2 separate regions of the Homo sapiens genome follow, and region 2 is linked to region 1. A link is an interaction called in ENCODE POLR2A ChIA-PET data of the cell type or tissue named here. Cell type or tissue: Panc1. All regions are shown on one strand. Links, peaks and the distances in the headings refer to the core of each region. The heading gives the core; the rest is flanking DNA. Region 1 overlaps TYMSOS (TYMS opposite strand RNA). Region 2 overlaps THOC1 (THO complex subunit 1).

What was found. ChIA-PET counts read pairs that join two places held together with the same protein. Peaks named below come from ENCODE experiments on the same cell type or tissue, not always from the same donor. Only the 100,000 strongest peaks of a DNase experiment are listed, where the experiment ranks them.
Region 2: POLR2A ChIA-PET joins it to region 1 with 7 read pairs; 2 of 35 experiments call an interaction of 5 or more read pairs at or near these places.

The regions. Positions count from the first base shown.
Region 1 is chr18:650,327-654,731 of GRCh38, reverse strand. The region is part of intron 1 of TYMSOS (TYMS opposite strand RNA); the gene reads left to right. Among named protein-coding and RNA genes, the nearest start is that of TYMS, 5.1 kb to the left of the region's middle. In Panc1, for the core only: no CTCF peak of the experiment used is centred there; no DNase peak of the experiment used is centred there; H3K4me3 peaks cover 183 bases; H3K27ac peaks cover 1,120 bases.
Region 2 is chr18:244,456-248,860 of GRCh38, reverse strand. THOC1 (THO complex subunit 1) reads left to right here. Exons shown (of 21, transcript NM_005131.3): 10 at 904-1,012; 11 at 2,406-2,537. Among named protein-coding and RNA genes, the nearest start is that of THOC1, 21 kb to the left of the region's middle. In Panc1, for the core only: no CTCF peak of the experiment used is centred there; no DNase peak of the experiment used is centred there.

The DNA.
Region 1 (4,405 bases), core at 191-4,190:
GTAGGTTATAAATATCACTGCAGACCTGCCTTTAAGCTACTGCTGTCAGCACACTGCCTATAGGGTAGCTCTGCTCTACAGGGGCACTCAGGGAGCTGTTGCCATATCAGTAGAGCTTTTCTTCTACCAGGTAGCTCTTAAATTCTTTCCTGAGCAAAACCAAGAACCCTCCTGAGCTAAGCCCAATTCTGGGCTCACCTGCCCTGCATCAGTTGCACATCCTTGTGTGTTTTTTTTCTTTCTTTCTTTTTTTCTTTTCGACGGAGTCTCGCTCTGTCACCCAGGCTGGAGTGCAGTGGCAGAATCTCAGCTCACTGCAACCTCTGCCTCCCAGGCTCAAGCAATTCTCCTGCCTCAGCCTCCCGAGTAACTGGGATTACAGGCACCCATCACCATGCCCAGCTAGTTTTTGTATTTTTAGTAGAGATGGAGGTTCACCATGTTAGCCAGGCTGGTCTCGAACTCCTCACCTGAAGTAATCTGCCTGCCTCGAGCCTCCCAAAGTGCTGGGATACAGGCGTGAGCCACTGCACCCGGCCCCTTGTGTTATTTTGAGGCTGGTTTATTTGTTTCACCCAAATACCAGCTAAATCACATCTCAAGACTAGGCTCCTCTGCCCACATGGAGCTTCCACTTCTGCTGCCTTCCTTGAGTATCTTGGCTTGATAGTAAAGACAGAATGGTTCTTTTCAAAGTAGTTACTCCATAAATGTTGGTTAGAATGAATGGTTCTCTCAGACAAATTTCATTCATTCATTCATTAACACACATTTATATCATGGTGCCTTCCTCATGTCTACAAACAGCAAGACAGACAAGGCCCTTTTCTTCATAGAACTGATATTCTGGCAGTGACAAACACTACAAAAGTAACCAAACAAGACATCTGCAGATAGTGACAAGTGTGATGATAGTAAATTAATGGGTATAGCACTAAACAGTGATTGTGTAGAGGGTGCTTTAGATCTGATCACCAGGAGGCCTCATTGAGGAAGTCACATTTGAGCTGAGACCTGAATACTGGGAAGAAACCAGCAGGGGAAGATCTGGGGAAAGAACATTCCAATCAGCAGGTGCATTTATACCAGTAGGTGCCACAGTGCTTGCATCTATAAAAACATCCCCCAATAGGGACGGTCATGATGCTTAATCCTGTCTTGTTCTAGGAAGAAATAATAATTATTAGTGGATACGTTAACTTATTGGAGTATAAAAAGCTCTTCCTTCTCATTAAGAGATATATTTGTTTAAAATTTTACTTTTATATGTTTAGTAGTCATAGAAATTTGTAGTATATTTATGTTATTTTGATCAATTATGTACAAAAAATAATTATAATGATCACCCAATCTAGAATAAATATTTCATACCTAGAATTTGATGTCACAGGATGTTCTTAATTTTTAAAATTTAAAAATGATCAAAATTGTGTTGATCAACAAAAGATATTTAAGCATAAAAATATACTACATTAGGATAAAATTCTTAGGAATGTAGATTGAAATAAGAGTTTAGGGAGAAAATGTAATGAGATAAAATTTCTCATTGTTAAAGAAAAACTTGTATATTTGTTTAAATGGATGATGCTGGGTCAAATTGCGATGATATTTAGATTCCATTTGGTACATTTTAAAGAGGGATGACCTGCTAATCTTTACGATGCGTGGGAAAATAACAATTTGCTATTCTTTCAACTTATATAGAAAAATGACATGCAAGTATGTTGCAACTTTTTCAGTTTCCTTTGAGGAAGTATGAGAGCAAAAATATTTGAAAATTATTGGTCTAGAAAAACCTTCCCTTTACAAATTCAAACATGTAGGTAAACTTAGGTAAAGGAAAGCAGAAAATTAACGTTTTTGAGAGTCAATTATGAATCAGTTACTTGATAATATTATTTTTTATTGTTGCTACTACCATCTATCAATGAGTATCATGAGCCACACATTATGGATTAATGTAGTTCTCACAACTACTCTATAAAACACAAACTTTTACAGTAGTTTCCCCTTATCCACGGGGGATATGTTCCAAGACCCCCAGGGGATGTCTGAAACTGCAGATAGTACTGAACCTTATACATACCATGTTTTTTTCCTATACCTACATACCTATGATAAAGTTGAATTCATAAATTAGTCACAGGTAGAGATGAACAACAATAACTAATAATAAAATAGAACAATTATAACAGTATGCCGGCATCCCTATCTTGTGCTTTGGGGCCATAATTAAGTAAAGTAAGGGTTCCTTGAACACAGAAAGGGTTCCTAAGAGAACAATTTGGGGAATGTAGTCATCGTGGAGCCACTGGACAAAGGGAGCATTCACCTCCGGAGAGGAAGGGGTCAGGGACAGCATGAGATTTAATGGCATGCAATTGAAAACTTACTATGTATTTCTGGAATTTTCCACATAATATTTTAAAACCGCAGTTGATCTCGGGTAACTGAAAGCTTGGAAAGCAAAACCACAGATTAGTGGGGCACTAGTGTACTTTAATTACCTTATAGATGACACTGAGATTAAGGATCTTGGCCAAAGTGACACATCTGGAGAATATAGTAGCCAGGATGAAAATCCAGTTCAGCCTGCATGCAAAATCTTCTTTCCATTTAGCTGTTTTGAGCCTCACTTCCCCCACTCTCTTTCCACTCTATAAGCTTTTGATAGCTCATTGGATAGAAAATAGGTTCTCTTAATCACTTATTTTTTTGTCACCTTCACTAACAAATATTTAAAATCTATGGTTGAATAGACTGTATTTGAGATTTATTGCACACCGAAGAACCCAGGATTCTATTAGTTCCCTGCCAGGAGCAGTGGCTCATGCCTGTAATTACAGCACTTTTGGAGGCTGAGGCGGGCAGATTGCTTGAGCCTGGGAGTTTGAGACCAGCCTGGACAACATGGAGAAACCCCATCTCTACTAAAAAAATACAAAAATAGACGGGCATGGTAGTACCTGTAGTCCCAGCTACTCAGGAGGCTGAGGTGGGAGGATCACCTGAGCCAAGGAGGTCAGGCTTCAGTGAGCCCAGATCATGCCACTGCACTCCAGCCTGGGCAATAGAGTAAGACCCTGTCTCAAAAAAAAAATAACATAATTCTCATTTTTTATAGCCTTCAGTTATGATTTAGAAAAGGTTTATCTTCATTTGGAGTTAATTATATTCAATTGGCTGCCTCTGAACTCTAACTTTCTCTGACAAGCCTTTCTGTCAGATAGATCAAGACTGGGTGAAAAGTTCTTTAAAAGTTCAGAGTTCTCTCTCTTTCATTACGTTTCTTTTATATATTTATTTATTTATTTATTTATTAAAAAAGAGTCTCGCTCTGTTGCCCAGGCTGGAGTACAGTGGCACAATCTTGGCTCAGTGCAACCTCTGCCTCCCAGGTTCAAGCAATTCTCCCATCTCAGCCTCCTGAGTAGCTGGGATTACAGGCATGCGCCACCACACCTGGCCAATTTTTGTATTTTTAGTAGATACAGGTTTTCACCATGTTGGCCAGGCTGGTTTCGAACTCCTGTCCTCAGGTAATCCACCCACCTTGGCCTCCCAAAGTGCTGGGATTACAGGTGTGAGGCACCGTGCCTGGCCTACATTTCTTTTTATAATTTGTAATACTGACTGTATATACTCTCATTGTAATCCTTAGTGATATATACTGACACATAGCTCTCCTATTATTGTGTTGCACCAAGGTCCAAATTATGAGGTTGAGCGTCAGCCAGGAAAATCTTGTGTTTTCCATAAAATACGTATGTCAAAAGACAGCGCTGTTGTGCCAATTTTAAAAAGTAACTATGTAGCACACCCACGTTCAAAACAGCATTATTCACAATAGCCAAAAGATGGAAGCAACCCAAGTGTCCATCAATGGCTGAATGGATAAGCAAAACTAGGTAAATACATGCAAGAATATTAGCCTAAAAAAGGAAGTTCTGAGACATGCAACAACATGGATGAACCTTGAAAACATGGCACTAAGTGAAATAAACCAGTCACAAAAGGACACTGTGATTGCACCACTGCACTCCAGCCTGGGCGACAGAGTGAGACCCTGTCTTAGAAAACAAAAAACAAAACAAAACAAAGCAAAAGACAAATACTGTATGATTCCACCTACATGCAGTACCTAGAGTAGTCAAATTCATAGAAAGTACAGTCGTGGTTGCTACGGGCTGGGGGATGGGGAAAAGGGAAGTGAGTGCTTAACGAGTACAGAGTTTCAGTTTAGGAAGATAAAAAGGTTCTGAAGATGGACGGTGGTGATGGTTGCACAGCAACGTGAGTGTACTTAATGCCACAAATTGTGCACTTTAAAATGGTTAAAATGGTAAATTAATGCCATGTGTATTTTACCACAATTTAAAAAAAGACTATACAGAACCTATTGGTC
Region 2 (4,405 bases), core at 156-4,155, 410 kb after region 1:
GAGAATCGCTTGAACCCGGGAGGCGGAGCTTGCAGTGAGCTGAGATCGCACCACTGCCCTCCAGTCTGGGCAACAGAGTGAGACTCCTTTAAAAAAAAAAATTTAAATTAAAAGAATATGTATTGACACTGTAGATTTGTGACATATCAAGATTAGAAGTTGAATTAGTAGTGCCATAATAAAGTTACTAGATAAAGGGCTTATTTTTGTGATGCTAACTTGATATGTACCATATATGTTTTTCTCATACTGGTGCTTCTTAGGATATAATATTTTTAGTTAGGATATGATACCTGTGACTTTTAACATAGATTCAGATTAACATTGGTTTAAACAACATAAAAGTTGATTTTTCCCCCTCATATCGAAGTCTAGAAGCAGGCAGTCCAAGGCTGGTAAGGGAGCACTGCTCGGTGAGATTGCCTAGACCCAGGCTTCTTCTACCTTCTTCTTCCATCATCTTGGTGTTTGCCCTTTTTCCTGTAGTGCAAGGTGGCTCACGCTCACATCTGCATTCTAGCCAGCAGGAAGAGGAAAAGGCCAGTGATAAAATATGGCCCAAAAGTTGCACATATGACTTCCGCTCTCAACTGATTGGCCAGAATTTAATCACATGACCATGCGAGCAGCAAGATTGGTTGGGAAACATAATCTTTAATTCTGAATAACCATGTGTCCTTCCAAAATTCAGGGGCTCCACCAGTGTAGATAAAGAGTCTATTGGGGTCTATGAGTTCCCTAAAATGATTTGTAAAAGTTTATATAAGCATTTGTGAATGTGTACTTTTCTGATAACTTTCATTAGCTTCTGAAAACGGTTTGTGACCAAAGCTAAGTTAAGAATATTTAGATATTTGTAAAAGAATTTGAATGATTTATTTAATATAACGTTTATTTTATTAGCTCTATTCCAATTGATTACAACCTGTATCGAAAATTCTGGTCACTTCAGGATTACTTCAGGAACCCTGTGCAATGCTATGAGAAGATTTCATGGAAAACTTTTCTCAAGGTAAGTTGCCATTGACAGACTATCAGAAGCCCAGTATTTTATAGACAGTGATAGAGCTAAAACTTAATCTTGTCTAACATACTTTTCACTATGTAATTCTGCCTCTTACATTTTTATACCAATTTCATAACAAGTGAAATTATAAATTAATATTTAAACCACTAATATTGTGAAGTAGTATATAAGAATCGGATATTTAAAAGTTCGTCATTACAGCCTTGCTTTTTTTGAATATAATGAGTGTTGTTAACATAAATTGATATTTTGCAGAATATATTCTATCTTTGTACAAAATTATTTTAGCTATCTTGTTGAAACAGAAGTCCTCAAGTCATGGCTCTGGGCCAGATCTAACCTACTGCTTATAAACAAAGGTTTATTGGAATAGTACCATGACCATCCACTTACCTGTGGCTGTTTTTGCACTATAATGGCACAGCTGAGTAGTTGCAACTGAGATTATAAAGGCCACAAAGCCTGAAATACTTACTCTCTGGTCCTTTACAGAAAAAGTTTGCCAATCCTGTTTTAGAAGAATTTGTTATATTTTTCTTGGCTACTTAAAGATCAGTTGTCCTTTTTTGTCATAATTAAAATCTAAGATAAATAGGTAGTTCTCAGAATAGCATGGTGTGTGTTATGTTATTTTTAATAGTTTTTGTTTTATATGCAATTTTTTGTGGGGGCAGCACCATCCAAATTCAGATTAAGTGGTTAGTGAGAAATAATCTGGAATTGTCTTCTAACTGGACAGAATTTGGTGGAATTTATTTGCTCAGTTTTTAGCACAAGAAATGCGTAAGAGTTTCCACAGGTGGTTAAACAATTTCACTGGTAAATTTCTGTACACTCTTAAAAATGTTCCCTAATCTATTTGTCCCTTACACAGACTTCTTAAATCATATTTCTTCGTTTTTTTTTTTTTTTTTTTTGAGACGGAGCCTCCCAGGTTCAAGGGATTCTTCAGCCTCAGTCTCCTGAGTAGCTGGGACTACAGGTGCCCGCCACCACACCTGGCTAATTTTTGTATTTTTAGTCGAGACGGGGTTTCACCATGTTGGCCAGGCTGGTCTCAAACTCCTGATCTCAAGTTACCCGCCCCCCTCCGCCTCCCGAAGTGCTGGGATTACAGGCGTGAGCCACCACCACTGGCCAAGAAATTATATTTCTTTAGGAGTAGGGAGCTTGTACCTACTTTTGCAACAAGTGAAATATCATACAAAATAGTTTTAACTCCCATTCTGCTATCATAATTTGTATTGTTAGTGTGCCTTGCAATATACAGTCTACATACATGATTGACTGGGAGTAAATTCTAGGCATTTTGATGCAGAAAAGCACTAAACAAATTTGGGTAACAATGTCGAATAAAACTAATATTTTTATTTTGCAGTATTCTGAAGAAGTTTTAGCTGTTTTTAAGAGTTATAAATTAGATGATACTCAGGCCTCAAGAAAAAAGATGGAAGAATTGAAAACAGGAGGAGAACATGTATATTTTGCAAAATTTTTAACAAGTGAAAAGGTATAAGTTTTTCTTTTTCATTAAGCATAATAAGAAATGGTCTTGTTTTATTTCCGTTTAGCTGACAGCCTTTCTAAGTTAAACTGAATAGAAATGTTTCTTATTTTACTTTGGGTTAAAGCTGATTGATTAATGTTAGTTTGAAAGTCCCATTTCTTCCTTTCAGAAGTAGGACTAATTTGGTTTCAAAGGTGAAAGTAGTTCTACATTAAGTCTGTTTTGTAAACTAATTTTGGAATAAATGCAGTTTAATTACTTTCATGTCTATATATTTTAAATGTCAAGTTAGGATTTAATTTGTATATGAAAATATTTCATAATTATTATTTAGGTGCAAGTAAGGGGTTTAAAAGTTCCTTGTTAATCTTATTTATACATTTTAAAAAGTAAATTTTATTCAAATATAATGCTACAAGATTATGTAAAGTTTCTAGTCAAGATGGCACATTGAGTTTATGTTTCGACTCACTCCCTTTGCTCCAAACACATAGCAATGACGGGTAAAATATAAACGAGAAAACAAAAGAGACAAGGCTGGGCTTCCAGAAACAAGATAAATATCTTCATGGACCAGAAATGCCAAGTAGTGAGCAAAACTGCAGCCTGGGCCTGCTGGACTCTCTATCCAAGGCAGGTGGTGGTGTCCAGGAATTTGGCTACAAGTAACAGAGACTAAATGTGCACCATGTGGGACAAGGGGCCAGAGCCAGATTCACTTCTTGAAGCCAAGGACTAGGGTGGAACTTTTATCCAGTTTTGGGAAGAAACTAAGAAAAAATATTGCCAGTCTTCTGCCAAGGGCTATGGTTTTATAGGAAGTTGTGAGCCTAGGGATAACAAAGACAGCTTTGTGTCCATCTGCTTGCTCAGTGACCAGATATGTGATATGCTCAGTATACTTATGAAACAGCTGCTCCAAGAAGTCATCATAAGACTTCTTCTAGACTTTTGGACTCAGGGGCCCTGGTAGAAGCAGATGCAAAACTGCTAGACAGGGAAGGATGTACACAGAGAGGGAGGGGAAAGGAAGTAAACAAACATCCCAAAAGAAAAGGCTCCTGTTCAAAACTCTGATAAATTAAAATTCCAAAATCCATAAATCTAATGCTAAGAAGGATCACCAGCAAAATCAACTATTGGGATATATATATATATTTATTCCAGATGAAATATATAGCCTGACCAAGACTTTATGTATGTTTTGGATACTCAAAAAGATAATCGATGAGATAACATCCATTGAAAAGGAACAAGAAATCATGAAACAAAAGCAGGCTGAAATGAAGTAGGACAGTCGATACAACTAATCGGGAGTCTTGGGAATGAAAAATACAATAATTGAAACCAAAACTCAGCACACAGAATTAAACTATACACTGGACATAGATGAACAAAGAACTAGTGAACTGAAGAAGGTGATGAGAACTTCATCCAGCAAGCAGCACAGACAGATTTTTTTTTTTTAAGTGGAAGAGCAGTTAAAAGCCATGGTGAATAGATTGGGAATTTCCAACATCTGTCTAGTAGGATTTCCAAAGAAGAAAATGGAGGGAATGGTAGAGAAACTGGATTGCAAAGAATTGAAGGAAATCTCAAATCCTCAGCTTAAAAGTGTGTCACAACTGCCAAGCAGGATAAAGAAAGATAAATCTACTCTTCATTACATCATGCCATAACTGTGGGCATTCAGAGAAAACCTAAAAGCCACTAAGGGATAAGAAAGACAAATATACTGGGAAGGCACAGCAGTTTGACTGTTAGCAGATTTCTAACATATCAACCATTAATACCAGAAGACAGTAGAGAAATATTAAAGTGCTGAAAGAAAAATGACATTCAATCTAGAATTTTATACCGAGTTAAATATA